Regions from separate parts of the Homo sapiens genome. Here region 2 is linked to region 1. Evidence: chromatin contacts called from ENCODE Hi-C or POLR2A ChIA-PET data. All regions are on one chromosome and are shown on one strand. Each heading gives the region's core, a stretch centred on a gene start or an enhancer-like site at or near the end of the contact. The rest is flanking DNA. Distances are from core to core; before and after follow the strand shown. Region 1 holds the start of SPR (sepiapterin reductase). Region 2 overlaps SFXN5 (sideroflexin 5).

Region 1 (7,695 bases), core at 2,925-5,424:
CTAAAAGTGGGGGCAAAAAGGTTCAGGAAGCCAAAAACATGGGCTTATTTGTCATAGAAGTCCACGTGGGCTCCAGACTTGAACTCGTCCTTTTCCAGTAAGCTCAGCAGTTTCTGGGCTGACACCTTGCAATCCACCAGCTTCCCCTTTGCCTTCAGCTCCTGCAGCCCTTTTCGCATGTCTGGGTCCACGGAGGTCTCCCGGGCCAACTGCTGCATGTCTGTGTCCAGAGGACCTAGAGGATGAAAAGGAGACGATGAGGGAACATGGCCAAGGCAGGGACAGAAGGTTTCAGGTCCCTGTTTTATGTCGGGGGTGGGGCTGAGTCAGGTCTGGCCAGAGGAAACACGTCATCTTGGCTGAAATGTGTGGTCAGGGTTGCCAAAGGCTCCAATTTGTCACCATCAAGTTCTGGACTGAAATTCAAAAGCCCACTGAACATGGACCCTCTAGACTACCATGTCTAAAACCAAGATTCTCATCTCCTGTCCAACCAGCACCACCTCCTGACATTCCCATTTCTATTAATGAAGTATTCTTTTCCCAGACTCAAAACGTCCATCACTTCCTCCTTCCCTCCCCCATCGTCCCCAGAGCCAACCAGGCACCAGGTAGGACCCTTCAGCATCTACACATCCCGACAATCAGGCCCTTTTTACAACCTTGCTTCTCTCCCTGCCTCAGCTCCTTCTGTAGCCCTCTACTAAACTCATTCTACTAAAACATCACTGGGGCCCAGCTGCAGTGGCTCACACCTGCAACCCCAGCACTTTGGGAAGCTGAGGCAGGAGGATCACTTGAGGTCAGGAGTTTGAGACCAGCCTGGCCAACATGGTGAAACCCTGTCTCTACTAAAAATACAAAAATTAGCCAGGTGTGGTGGCACATGCCTGTAGTCCCAGCTACTGTGGAGGCTGAGGCACTAGAATTGCCTGAGCCTAGGCCAAGTGCAGTGGCTCACGCCTGTAATCCCAGCACTTTGGGAGGCCGAGGCGGGCAGATCATGAGGTCAGGAGATTGAGACCATCCTGGCTAACATGGTGAAATCCCATCTCTTCTAAAAATACAAAAAATTAGCCGGGTGTGGTGGCGGGCGCTTGTAGTCCCAGCTACTCGGGAGGCTGAGGCAGGAGAATGGCGTGAACCTGGGAGGTGGAGCTTGCAGTGGCCGAGATCGTGCCACTGCACTCCAGCCTAGGCAACAGAGTGAGACTCCATCTCAACAAACAAACAAATAAACAAACAAAAACATCACTGGGATCACAACATTCCTCCGCTCAAAACCCCTCAACAGCTTCCCAGTAGCCTGGCCTAATACTCAAGGCATCCTAGTCTGCCCTCCTCTGGGCACACCTACTCTACAGGCAAACTGAAGACCTGCCACGCCCACAGTGAGCCTTCGCACCTTTATTTCCTTTCATCAGGAATGCCTTCCATCTGCCAACAACCAAGGTCAATGTCCAGTTCAGCTACCTCCAATAAAGCCATCTCTAGTCTCCCCACCTAAAGGAATTGTTCCCTTCTTGAACTGTTGCAAGCACGTTCTATTCTTCACATAGGAATCACTCATGCACCCCAATATTTGCAGTTAATGGTCCTCGAGGGCAGAACATCAGAGAATTCCAGGGTTGGAGGGAGAATTTATCTCCTGGTCCTTGACTATTTTCCAATGACCTGTGCATCCCTGCTGAGAGAGGACTTGCTGCCTTTCCAAACAGCCCATTCCATCTCTGAGCACCTGTTAGAACATTCTTCCTGAGACCGAAATGAAAACCAGACTGGCCTCTGCCTTGGTTCAGGCCCTGGGGACCTCCTGAAAATCTCAGCTCCCTCATAATGCCCAGGGCAGCCTCCTGAGACCAAACGCAGCCATGTGGACTTCTGGAGTCTGCTCTGCTCCTGGTTGTAGCTTACATTTGGTCACTGTTGTTTGTGCGAATCCTTGGGCTGAATTCAGAGTGGATGATGAGTTGAATGTTGGTTGTGAGAATAATTGTGCATGTGTGTTGGGGGGCAGGGGTGGTAGGGGCTGGGGTACTGGAGAACATGAGGAAGAACTTGAAAGCAAGGTGGGATCCAGCCCTGCCACATCTGTGCTTTGTGCAGGCCATTCTACCTGTCTGCCCTGGGAGCCTGACCCTATTCCCCAGGGACACAGGCTACTGGATTTCTGCCCAAGTTGCTCAGGCTTTCCATGGCTGCTCTGTCACCACCTTCTGATTGCAGCAACCTCAAGCCTAAAAGAGACTCCTCACTATTAAGACAGGGGCGCTGTGGCATCAGAAACTAGACCCAGTATCACAAGACTCCCTGTCCTTTGGCGTTCATGAGAGCAAGGGATCTATTCTATTTATCCCAGAATCCTCAATAGTGTTCCAGCACAGTTCAGCCAGGGATGGTCAGCACTCAACAAAGTCTGTCTGCTCTCCATACAGCTAGCATGTCCTGCAGCTTGCCTTAGTGTAGTGCTTTGCTAGGTGTTAGGAACACACATCTGCATAGTGCAAAGGCTTTCCTGTCAAGGGAGGGAAGGAGGCAAGCAAACATATGCAGACAATACAGTGTGGTCAGTCCTATTTAACAATGAGGCAACACTTCACAGGTCAGGGTCATTTTCACATACAGTATCTCATTCAGTCTTCCCAAGTGCCCTGTGAGGCAGGGAGCGTCTTCCCCATTTCACATGAGGAAGGCCTGGAACTCAAACCCCAGTCTTCTCCCAAACTCCATCTAATACCTCAGACCTTCCTGCCCCACCCTCCAGTCCAGGAAACTCCTCACTCTCTACCAGTATCCCCGGCCCCTGCCACCTCTATTTCCCCTGGGTCTGTATTTCCCCTAAGGGGTGATGGGTCAAGATTCAAGGACAAAATCCTGTGGGTTGTTTCCTGGAGGGGGCGGACTAGGCCGCTTGCCCAGCCCCCAGAGGCGCACCAGTGGGTTCTGGAGGACAGGGACGGCAGGACTTCCCACCTACCTGGGGCATAGTTCAGCACCCTCACATTAGGTTCCTCCAGCGCCAGGACCTGGAACAGCATATCACGAGCAGCCTTTCCTGCACAGTACAGCGCCCAGCCTTTGAAAGGTTGCAGGGCACAGAGGGACGAGATGTTAACCACGGTTCTGTTGAGGCCAGGACTGTCCGGGAAGGCCTTCAGGACGCTGGAAGTCAGGCAGAGCATGGAGGTCAAGTTCAGTGCCCAGTAGTTGTTCACTTGAGTGGAGTCACTCAGGTCCACGAAGCCTTTGGACACATCCCCAAGAGAGCCTGAAAAACCAACCCTTAGGAGTAACTCAGTGCAGGCGGGGCTTTCTTCTTCCCCAGCCCTCCCAAGTTCCTCCAGATATCCTCTTCCCATGCAGACCTAGAGGAGGAAGCTGCCTAGCGCTTCTGAAGAGGCTTCTCTCTTCCCCAGCTCTGCGGAAAGACACAGCTGGGGAACCTAGCCATCCCAAGCTGCAGAATGAGAAGGCACCTGCCTTGCCGTGGGGCTGAAGGAAAGCTCTAGCGGTCCTTTGGAGAAGCAGAGAGTTTACTTGTTTGGAGACTCCAAGCCCTGACTCAGGCCTCCGCCAGAGGGCGCAGAGCAAGGGGCTCGGGAAAGTTCTACAGGCGCTTTGGAAAACCCGGCTGGCCAATTTTCCAGGAAGTGGGGGCAGACTGTTGTCCCGACGGCACCGAGTCTTCCTGTACACCTCGCCTCCACTTGCTACTCAAGCTGGAACAACTAGGGCTTTAGATTTCTAGGCGTCCTATCTGACCCCTAGGAGTAGCCCTTAAATTCCCCAGCGGTGGAGGAAGTGGGCGCTCACATGGGGAGTCCGCTCCAGCCCCGGGGTCTTACCCGCGTTGTTGATAAGCAGCAGTCGCTGCAGCCCCTTGGGCCGGGGGAGCTCGCGCAGGGCGCCGAGCAGCTGCTGCAAGCCGGCCTCGGCGCCCAGGTCGGCGGGCACCCGCACCACGCGCAGGCCAGACCGCTCGGCGCCCAGCTCGGCCTCCAGCTGGCGCAGTGCCTCGTCGTTGCGGGCGCTAAGGACAAGCACGGAGCCGGGCGACAGCAGCGAGGCCAGGAGCGGGGCCAGCGTCCGGCCGAAGCCGCGGGAGGCCCCGGTCAGCAAGCACACAGCACGCCCCAGCCCGCCCTCCATGCTCCTGTTCTCCGCCGGCGGCGCTGGCACCCGAGACCAGGCAGGAGGCGGTGCGGCCGCGGGGGGCGGGACCGCTACGGGTGTCGGCGGGGCCGCCCTGCCGGGGCGGGGCGGGAACCTCAGGCTTCGGGCCGCGAGCGCCCAGGGGTGCTGGTTCCCTTGGGATCTGGTTCCCTTGGTTGCTGGTGGCGGAAGTCAAACCGTGGCGGTAGCCCAGTCCGTGCCAAGTGGGACAACAGAGAGGGCCGGCAGGCGCGGCCCACACGGAAAGCCCTAGCCCGGTTCCCAGCGCTGCCGTGTTCTTCGCCCGCAAGCTCAGCCTCCGGCTGGGACGCATGCTCGAATTTCCTCCCAGTTCCAGCCCTAACTTTGCACTACTGACCTCTTCCAGGGCAGGCCCTGCACTGGGTGCTGGGCGTCCCTGGTCGTGGCCAGTGAACACCCTGAATGAAGCTTATGCCTGTTTAGGAATTGAAGTCTCTGCTTGTTTGGGAGCTCACCGCTCTCTGGATGACAGGAGCTTCCTCTGGGAGAACCACAGTGGCTCCAAATGATATTAAAACCTTTCCCTTTTACTAGGCCCTGAGCAGCTCCGTGATCCCACCAGTAACCCCTGCTTCTCTGAGATTTCTGACTCCTGTCCCTAAAAGTGTGTTCCCCAGGATTCTGCTCCTGCTCATGCTACAGTCTCCCTGGCAGCAATTCCATCCACTTTCAGCTTCAAGTTTGCGCAATCATCTGTCTGTACCTCCAGGCAGGTGCTTCAGAAAAATCCACATTTTTTTTTTTCTAGGAGAGGAGGAACGTGAGACAAGTTGGCATGCAGCTACATATATTAAAAAGGAATCTCTTCATGGTTTCCTTCTTAGTGGCCGAGTGGTATTCCATTGTGTATATACATATGTCCAAATATTGTGTGTCAGTTTTTAAAAAACGAATCTCTTTAGAGTTTAGCAAGGGCAGTAAGTAACCTCTGATAACTTAGCCCAATTCCCCACAGGGCTGATCCCTCCCCTGGGGCTAAACAGCAAAGTTACCGCCTTTCCACTATTATTGCCAACTCTAAGGAAGAAACAACTTGGAGGAAGGCTTTTTTCTTTTCTTTTTTCTTTTTTTTGACAGAGTCTCGCTCTGTGGCCCAAACTGAAGTGCAGAGGTGTGATCACAGTTTACTGCAGCCTTGAATTCTTGGGCTCAAGCAATCCTTCCACCTCAGGCTCCTGAGTAGCTAGGATTACAGGTGCGCACCACCACGCCTGGCTAATTGTTTTTTAAGCTTTTGGTATTTTAACGCTGATAAGACTCTGTATATGTGTATACCATTTGAAGTTGCCCTGCTTTTCACTTACCTATTCACACTGAAGATAAAGATCTCATTGGCCCAACAGCTTACTATTTAAAGAATTTTAATAGCTTCTCCCTGCTCTCCAGGCCTTAGAAGACAGGTTGATGAAAGCACGATCCCATCCATCCATTCATTTGACATTTGTTAAATTTCTACCATTTGCCAGATTTTTGAAGAAAAGGAGGGAACAATGAAGGGATGGCAAAAAATCAGACCTAGACTCTTCTGAACCTAGCTGCTTCTAGGAGGAACCACTTGGGAACAGCCCCTAAGGAGAACGTGGTTTTCCTATACTAGGAGAGGGTCTGGAAAATTCTTCTTTTCTGAGGAAGATGATTATCTGCTCTCGCTAATTTTTGTGTTTTTTTATAGAGATGGCTCTTGCTGTGTTGCCCAGTGTGGTCTTGAACTGGACTCAAGCAGTTCTCCCATCTCAGCCTCCCAAAGTGCAGGGATTATAGGTGTGAGCCACCCCACCTGGCCAACAGTAACTCTTTTAAAAAGATACAAATGCCTGAAAGGTAAGAAATGTGTAAAAATTGTGTTAAAAACATAAGCCTGATAAAGGACATGGGTAGGGGAATGGGTGAAATTTGAATAAGGTCTGTAGGTTAGTTATTGGCATTGAATCATTTCCTGACTTTGACCAGTGAACTATTGTTATATCAGAGAGTGTTCTTGTTTTTGGAAGTACACAGAAGTATTTAGTAAAGGGGCATCATATCTGCAACTTACTTTCAAATGTTTCAGAAAAAAATTAGAATGAATAAGGCAAAGGTAAAATGTTAACATTTAGGAAATCTGCATTAAAAGTATTCAGGAATTCTTTATACTATTCTTGCAACTTTGTAAAAGTCTGAAATTATTTCTAAATAACAAAGTTTTTGAAATGAGTCATACTTTGGGAGGCTGAGGCAGGTGGATCACCTGAGGTCAGGAGTTCAAGACCAGCCTGGCCAACATGGTGAAAGCCTGTCTCTACTAAAAATATGAAAATTAGCTGAGCGTGGTGGCGTATACCTGTAGTCCCAGCTACTCAGGAGGCTCAGGCAGGAGAATTGCTTGAACCCAGGAGGCAGAAGTTGCAGTGAGCCAATATCTCACAACTGCACTCCAGCCTGCGTGACAGAGCAAGACTCCACCTCAAAAAAAAAAAAAAAAAAAAGCCATACTTATAAGTCAAAAGTAAAATGAAAAAGTGAGCAAAGTATATGAACAGACATTTATCCAAAGAAATTACACAAATGGTCAATAAGCACATAGAAAGATATTCAACATAATTTGCCATCAGGGAAATACAAATCAAAATTACGATAAGATACCACTTCATATCCATTAAGATGGCTAAAATAAAACAGACAGATAATAAATATTGGCAGGTTATATGATTTGGCTGTGTCCCCATCCAAATCTCATCTTGAATTATATTTCCCATGTGTTACAATTCCCATGTGTCATGGGAGAGACCCAGTGGAAGGTTAATTGAATCATGGGGGCGGGTCTTTCCCATACTCTTCTCATGATAGTGAATAAGTCTCATGAGATCTGATGGTTTTATAAGTGAGAGTTCCCCTACACAAGCTCTCTCTTGCCTGCTGCCATGTAAGATGCGCCTTTCACCCTTCACCTACCACTATGATTGTAAGGCCTCCCCAGACATTAATGGAACTGTGTTAATTAATGGAATGGAATTAACTGTGTTAATTAATGGAATCCACAGATTAATGGAACTGTGATTCCATTAATCCTCTTTTTCTTTATAAATTACCCAGCCCCAGGTATGTCTTTATCAGCAGTGGGCAAATGGACTAATACAGTAAATTGGTACTGAGAGTGGGGTACTGCTGTAATGATACCTTAAAATGTGGAAGTGACTTTGGAACCGGGTAACAGGCAGAGGTTGGAACAGTTTGGAGGGCTCAGAATATAAGAAATTGTGGGAAGGTTTGGAACTTCCTAGAGGCTTGTTGAATGGCTTTGACCAAAATGTTGATAGTGATATGGACAATAAGGTCCAGGCTGAGGTGGTCTCAGATGGAGATGAGAAACTTGTTGGGATTCACAGGATTCAAGTAGACATGTCTTTAGAGGTTGGGGAGGGGAGACACACAACTCAATCAACTAGGTGTGTGATAGAGAAGCAGGGCTTCCTCATTAAGAAATTTGCTAGACTATTGAGCCCCCAATCTTGGCTTTTCACC
Region 2 (7,695 bases), core at 1,955-4,454, 100 kb before region 1:
GGGTCAGGATTGGTCACTGTTGCCAGCAAACAAGCCACTTGGTCACAGCTGGAGCAACTGATGTTTTAGCCTGTGCAGAGCTCTGTCCCAGCTACTTGGCTACTTTGCTGCTGACCCCATTGCCAAGCGGCAGGCTGGCTGGGGTTGGGGAACAATTGACCTCCATGGAGGGTCTTGGGTCCACTTGACTACCAATGTGTGCTACTAAGTGTGCCCTCTGGTGGATATTTTTGGTACTTCAGCAATTCCTTGACCTTCCCCCACCCTTGCCCCCGGTGCCCTCACAAACCCCTAACCTTGGTTACATTATTATCTACCACCCAAGAGGGGCCCTCCTTTTAGGCGTGCCCCTTACTCCATTGTTCTTCAGGGCTATTTGGACCCCCATAATGACTGATGCAATAGAGTCTGTAGACTGTCGTCTGAGTACCCCGCAGACAACCTGGTATTTCATGCTTCTGATCCTTGGCTGAGCCCTGCTCCCTTCCTAGCCTCCTATTCAGGGCTCAGGCAGGCATCCCCTTCCTCAGGAGCCTTCATGACCCTTGGGCCCACTCCCTCACGGCACCTCCTCATACAGGTAGCCAGAGCCTTGCAAGCAAGCCAGGCAGTCCCGCAGGGCCGTGTGGCTCCTCCAGTGTCACCGAAGGCTTTAAGCAAGTCGCCATGTTTTCAGACTTCACTCCGACTGCTGTAGAGAGCAGATGGATGGGGGCAAGAGTGGAAACAGGGGGCCTGGTTAGGAGGTGCACTGTCATCCAGGGACAGAGGCTGCGTGCTGAGTGTTGGGAGCAGGGAGAGCAAACAGCTGCATTCATGACATCCGGGAGATGCACCAGGGAGCCATGGTTACACGTGGGCCCCAGGAGGCTCCTGCCCAGAACGCTGTGAGGTCTCTGGCATGAGAAGCAGAGCTGGAAATGGGCGAGGAGGCTGGGGTGTGGGTGAGGAAGAACGAGACAACCTTCATTTGGGGTGCGAGAAGCTGGAGTGCCTAGAGCCCTTGGACACAGAGGCATCCTCCAGGCAATGGATATTCAGGCTGCAGTGGGGGCACAGATGCGGGGAGAGGGATGCAGGCATTCTTCCAGCCTCATCCAGTGTCTCCTTGCTGGCCTGTTGTTGGCCCGGAAAGCCCTTGGTACTTAAGGCTACAGCCACCAGCTGTGTAGCTCATGACACTAAAGATTTGGTGTCATGAAGCTCCCACCCCACCCATAGCTCCTGGTGCTGGTCAGCCCTGTTCCCATCTCCGTGGGGACTATCAGGAAGCCGGCCTTCCCTCCTTTTCCCCTGGTCTCCTGTCAGCTGCTCATGGCAAATTCACTGGCCCAGTAGCCAGACCTTGGAGATAGGTGGTCAAGAAGGCCTATTCCCTCCTTCAGGATGTTGCTGATGTCCTGTGGGGCCTGAGCCCTGGTTTTCCAAGAAGCCCTGTCTGCTGGCCATATAAGAAATTCTTGTGCAAAATCCACACCCTGTTTGTTTTCCCCATCTACCAAAATGGAGCTCCTGTTTGGTTAATTTCTATTTTGTGGCTTATTTGGATGCTGTTAAAACAGATCCTGGGGGACCCTCAGCAGTAATTGTTCCACATCTCATTATCTTTCCTGAACCCGATTATTAGCTCTGATTTTTCTGATCGCTAGCTGCTGTTTGTGATGAGCTGTGTGCCATTAATACCAGCTGGTTCCCTTAAACAGGACCCGCCGTGCCAGGGAAAAACGAGCTGGCATTCAGAGCCACCAGCCTCTTGGCTTTTTAATTTTAACGGGCTCTACCAAATGTTCAAGGCCAAAGGGCCCTGAGGAACCAGAACAGACGGGCTCCTAACCCCTGGTCTGCAGCCATCTTGGGTTCCTTCTCAGGCCGTGGCTGTCCTAGGTGCTGGGGCGGTAAGACCTGGGCTGGGGCCTGGGAAGGGGTGAGGGTAAGTGGCCATTTGCCTTTTCCGTGTCCACGCCCTCCCTGCCACTGGGCCCATCACTGGCAAGTGGGCACTGTGACCTCACTGACTCCTCATGAGCTCACAGCTACACACATGCCCAGGTCTCCTCCCTACTTTGCTGGTCCCCAGCCCCTTTCTTGGGCGCAGGCACGTTGGCCATGCTCTCAGAAACATATGTGTGCCGCACTATATGTCACCCCATCCATGCTGGGAGACCCTGGTGACTTTCAGGGAAGGAGAGGCCAGAAGAAACCTGGGACGAGGACACTGTTTTCTCTCTTCGTTCTTCCTCCCTACACTCTGGGCTGTGCCAGGCCTAGCCAGTGGGAAGAATGGCCGACCAGGGAGGGGGAGGCTTTGGAGAGGGGGAGGGAAATGTGATGGTCACCTTTCCTCCTTTCCCTCCCGCTGCTCTCCAGCCCTGCCTACCCCCAAGAGGCTGTCATGGGGAAGGGTCCCAGCCTCTCTGCTCACTTCCGTGAATGGCTCCTGTTCCCCGCCTCTTCCAGCACTTCCTATATCTTCTTAAATTGTCAAGCAGGATTTTGAACCCAGATCTTCTGACTTCTGGCTGCTGGGGGCAGGGATGGTTCAAGGGCCCTATCTTCCCTGCAGGAGCTGCCTTCTGTTTTCCACTCGTTAGGACCCCAGCCCCAAGGTGGCCATTGTCAGGGAGGTGCTTGCTATGCAGATGTGCCGTTCAAACGCCTGGAGATATTAAAGCATCCCTCCCTCAGGTGGAAGACAATGGGAAAGTCATAGCACCCTGGTTAGGAGCAAGGCTTTGGAATTAGCAGGCCCTGCGTTCAAATGCTAGCTTTACTTGCCTCATAATAGATGTCTATCCTTGAGCAAAGTTGTTTAACCTCTCTGGACCTGTCTCTATCTGTGAAAAGGGCCAACATGGTCTATCTAAAAGCCTTGTTGTGGGGATCTCATTAAGATATTTCATGTGAATATGTGCTGAGTGGCCTCACGTAGGAAGTGCTCACTGAGTTCTCCCGAGCCCCCCTCCTCTTCATTGCTACTGCCCGTCTGCGTGTCCTCCAGCTTCCTCCCACACTTTCTCTCAATGCACTTTTTTGGGGGTGAGGGAGGCCATTTCTGAGTCACTCGCTCCTGGACTTGATGAATTCTATTCATGTGGCGGGGGCAGCAGGGCCCAGTATGAGCCGGCAGCTCCCCAGCCCTGCCCACTGTACCACTGAAGTGTGTCCACGCCGTGATGCCCCTGGCTGCCTCCCAGCCTTCCCTCGAGCGAGCTGGGAGGACAAGGATTGGACTCTGAGGATCAGCCTGAGACTTAAGATGGAGGCTGTGTTCCCGAGAGCCCAGGGTGGGCATGCCAGGAAGTACTCTGGCTCCACGGAATGCTGCGCTGCCCCGGGGCTGGCGGACCAGCACTTCCTTGTCTTCCTGGGTCTCACAGTCGCAGCCTGGGCTGGGCTGTTTCTGCCTTGCTGCACCCTGCCCCAACAGCGGCAGGCGCCTGGCAGCCCTGGAGGCCTTCCCAAGGCTCTGCGTCCTCCCCAACCACCCACAACATTAAGGCCAGAGCCAGGCCTGAGGGCACAGGGTGGGCTGCTGAGCCGCCAGGCGTGCCAGACCTCAGAGCAGGCTGCCCCGGCCCGTCAGGCCAGGAGTCCTGCCACGGCTCCTCCCACGCTTCCCAGAAAAGACAGCACAGGGGCTGGCTTTGGCCTCTGTCTGGGGAAGCAGAGGCCTCTGCAACCCAACTCCTTTTCTGGTTTCATGCATCTTGTCTTTTCTCTCTCCAGGCCTGCACTTGTATGCATTTCTCCACCAGAAAGTCCTTTTCCTCTGCCTAGCCCAACCCCATCTTTCTCTCCTCCGCAAAGCCCCACTCCCAGCCTTTGCCTTTTCCATGCCGTCGTATGTTTGTTGGTTCCTGCATTTATTCCTCAGTCACCAGTTTATTGAGCGTGTACTATGTGCCAGTGAGTGTAGCCCTAAGTGGTGGACATACAAAGATGAAAAAGGTGCAGTCACCCCATCCGGTCCCGTGACATCATGATTATATAGCTTCATTTATTGAGGTCTCTTATATGCCAAGCTCACACCCACCACTTACATACATTCTTATACCAGCCCTGGGGTGTTGTAGGTATTACTATCCCTTTTTACAGATAGGTAAACTGAGACAGAGAAAGATGAAATGACTTACCTGCCTCAGGTCCCACTGCTAGTAAGTGACACTGGAGGTGGAACTCATGGGTGGGCCTGAAAGAACAGGTGTGAACTGAGCGGAGGAGGGAGGCATCCCAGGCACAGGGACCAGCACTGCAAAGGCCCCATGGCTGGAAGGCTCACGGAGGATCTGATGGGCAGCAAACTGGACTCTCGGGGTTGAACTTGGGTTTTTGGGGGAGAGGGGAAGTGAGGTTATGGAGGCCAAGGCTGCTGTGGGAAGGAGATGACACTTTCTCAGACACGTTGGTCATAGAGAGGAGCTGGTGTGGCACACATGAGAAAGCCTGTGCTCTCGAAAGATGAAAGAGCCTAGGAGATGGACTGGAGTGACGAAGACCCCAGGCAGGGGCTGGGGTGGGGTGTCTGGCATCCTGGGCCAGGTGACAGGTATGAAGGCGATGACAGTGAGTCCAGGACATCCGCCTCACCCTCCATCCTGCCCTGAGCTATGCTGCTTAGTCCTGCAGCCTGTGGGCAGGTGTCGGGGTCTCCCTGTCCTGAGCCCTTATGGTCTGGCTGGGCCCACACCTGCATGTACCATGGGGTTTCAGAAAGATGGTGCTTAGGGCTGGGGTGGGAATGAGGCCTTCCTACACTTCATTTATTCATGGAGTATGTATTCTTCTACGAGCAACTGCCACAGCATCCTATCCCTTTTCTCCTCTGCAGTGTGTGTGTATGAGTGTGTAAATGTGTGTGTATGTGTGTGTGTGTGTGTATGTCTCTGATGCTTTACCTCTCTCCCTCTTTCTCATGGGCCAGTTACCTGGGATGACTGGGCAGTGGTACTTTAAGCAGCGACGCTGGAGCTCTGCAACCTCAGGTGACGCTGAGGATTAGGGGTGTGAGGTGCAGTTGTGGGGAAAGATGACATCCCTCACTCTCTGATGTTCCTCCAGTTCTGCCCCCTCCTCCCACAAGCCACTGCAGCATCATGTACTTTTTCTGTGTTTTTATTTTTTTCTTTCAAAGGTGGGCCTTAATGTCCTGGTTCAGAAAGCCAACAAGTTCACCCCAGCCACCCGCCTTCTCATCCAGAGGTTTGTGCCGTTCCCTGCTGTAGGTAAGACCTGCACACCACATAGATGTGTGCTGTGGGTGGGTGTGGGGGACCGCTGGGCTCCCAGGGAGACAGATGACCCTTCCACACCTCTCCTGATGCCCAGGGGGCACCCAGCTGGGAGAATTGGTGTAATATGTTTAGCTAAAAGACAAGACCATGGGGTCCCACTGACCAGCTCTGTGCTGAGATTCTGCTTTCAGCATAGGGGTTCTTAGGCTGCAGTCCCAGACCCCCAAGGGGTCAGTAGACAGAATGCAGCGGATCCTGTGAGCTTGGTCAGGGAAAAGATTTACATTAACCTCTAACTGCATTTTAACATTTCCTTCCGTTACGAATGCAGGCAGCAAACCACAGTCAGAAGCAGGACCTGTGACTTTGTCACCAGTAGAAATCACAGATGTTTTCATGGCACATTACAGTTGTTACAGAGGTCTTAAAATATTATTTATGCTCAACACTAATTCATATTTTCTTTCTTTTTTCTTTTTCTTTGTTTTTCTTTGAGTCAGAGTTTCACTCTTGTCACTCAGGCTGGAGTATGGTGGTGCAATCTCGGCTCACTGCAACCTCCACCTCCCAGCTTCAAGCAATTCTCCTGCCTCAGGCTCCCAAGTAGCTGGGATTACAGGCATGCGCCACCATGCCCATCTAATTTTGCATTTTTAGTAGAGATGGGGTTTCACCATGTTGGCCAGGCTGGTCTCGAACTCCTAACCTCATGATCCACCTGCCTCACCCTCCCAAAGTGCTGGGATTACAGACGTGAGCCACCATGCCCGGTCACTAATTCATATTTAATACATCAACTGATAGATCTTGTTTTTAATTCATTAGTTAAAAAGCACATCTAGGCTGGGTGTGGTAGCTCATGCCTGTAATCCCAGCACTTTGGGAGGCCGAGGTAGGCGGATCATGAGGTCAGGAGATCAAGACCATCCTTGCCAACATGGTGAAACCCCATCTCTACTAAACATAGAAAAATTAGCTGGGTGTGGTGGTGCATGCCTGTAATCCCAGCTACTCAGGCCGAGGCAGGAGAATGGCTTGAACCAGGGAGTTGGAGGTTGCAGTGAGCCAAGATCACGCACTCCAGCCTGGTGACAGAGTGAGACTCCGTCTCAAAAACAAAACAAAACAAAAAAAACCCCAAAAAACATCTATTACTATATCACAATATTTTGGTAATTTCAGGATGATCCCTTTGTGATCCTATGTGTTTTGTTTTATGCATTTAGAAACATTATTCTGAGAGGGGTCCATAGGCCTCACTAGACTACCAGAGTGGTTCGTGGTACAAAAGAAGCCTGCAAGCTTCTGCTAGTCTAGGTTTCAAGCCTTTGGGTATTGTGAGCCTCTAGGTTTCAGAGGCCTTGGCTCTACGCAGGTGATTGTGGGCGCACAGGTATATGTGGAGGGGATTTCAGCTGCGTCTTTGCTGAACTTGGAGTCTATGAGCTCACCATAGATGCCCCAGGCTGGGGCCCTGGAGATGCCACAAAACTCTGCTTGGCCCTTAAGAAGCCTACACCTTGTTTGGGGAGAAGGGCAAAATAGTGGAAGGAGTTTTTAAAACTAAAAAGAAATAAACAGTATTGAGAGCAGTGTAAGGCAGTGCATAGCTGTCAAAAGAGAAGGATAAACCAGTCCTTGAACCATAACAGCAGAGCTCCCCATCTGTGCCAAAGGACAACGATGGGGACAGGCCAGCACAGGGCATGAGGACTCGTGACCTCTGTGGTACCAAGGCACCATCTGAAGAGCTGGAGTCAGACCCAGGCTCATGGTCCTGACCCTGATCGTCATCTACAGGGCCCTGCTTCTCCATCTGTAAAAGGCGGGTACCAGTACCCACCTTCCTACAGCCCAGAGCTCTGGGAGGAGCAAGTGAGGCCACAAACCAGTTTCCACTGAGAGGAGGGTGCTTTGAAGCACCTGCAAAGCCCTGTGAGAGGGTGAGAGGTCATTGCTGGGCAGCCCCACCTCTGGATGACCCAGAGACTAATGAATTCCGAGAACCAGCCACCTGGCTCAGCCTCAGCCAGCCCAGATAATTGCTATAGCAACTCCACACTTTTAATGAACTTTCAGCTATTTCTGTCGTGGGCCATTAATGGAATAACCCTTTAGATCTGACTTCGTTAAGGGGCCTAATAAAGCAAACACGGCTGCCCAACTGGTGTTCCCGGCCATTCAGCTGCAGGGTCAGATGCAGCCTGAGAAGGGGCAGCGCTCTGCTGCACTGGGCTGGATCTGGGATTCGGCCAAGATGTAATCTGTCCCTAGCCAAGCTTTAGATAAGAACTTTGCCGGGGGCCCATTCCAGCCCTACTGGCCATCTTGCTGTGTCACCTTGAGGTGGTCTTAACCTCTCTGGGACTCTTTCAGGAGGAGAGTCCCTGCTTTGGGTCTGAGACTTTCTGACCTGCCCCTCTTCAGACTCCAGTGTAATTCCCCTCCCCTCTTCTTTTTGGGA

Evidence for each region. Hi-C counts contacts between places; a loop is a spot of excess contacts on that map. ChIA-PET counts read pairs that join two places held with the same protein, here RNA polymerase II (POLR2A). Pooled maps may share reads with other maps.
Region 2: a pooled map of ovary shows a loop between it and region 1 (2.3-fold over the local background). The contact joins the enhancer-like site here to the promoter of SPR in region 1. A Hi-C loop is called at or near these places in 4 of 168 maps with a recorded cell type or tissue (Right ventricle myocardium inferior, cardiac septum, mammary epithelial cell and 1 more), 2 of 37 single-sample maps with no recorded cell type and 11 of 50 pooled maps. POLR2A ChIA-PET finds 5 or more read pairs at or near these places in 1 of 52 experiments (BJ).

Annotation. Positions count from the first base shown.
Region 1 is chr2:72,883,887-72,891,581 of GRCh38, reverse strand. It overlaps SPR (sepiapterin reductase), which reads right to left and starts at 4,174. Exons shown (of 3, transcript NM_003124.5): 1 at 3,846-4,174; 2 at 2,978-3,268; 3 at 1-235. The coding sequence starts at 4,149. The coding sequence ends at 45. RefSeq lists silencers at 3,120-3,294, 3,933-4,322.
Region 2 is chr2:72,985,785-72,993,479 of GRCh38, reverse strand. SFXN5 (sideroflexin 5) reads left to right here. Exons shown (of 14, transcript NM_144579.3): 10 at 5,132-5,222. Among named protein-coding and RNA genes, the nearest start is that of EMX1, 72 kb to the right of the region's middle. RefSeq lists a silencer at 4,181-4,380. Within about 2 kb of position 3,204, at least 9 of the 41 ENCODE cell types and tissues checked have a DNase peak (open chromatin) inside an H3K27ac peak, as active enhancers do.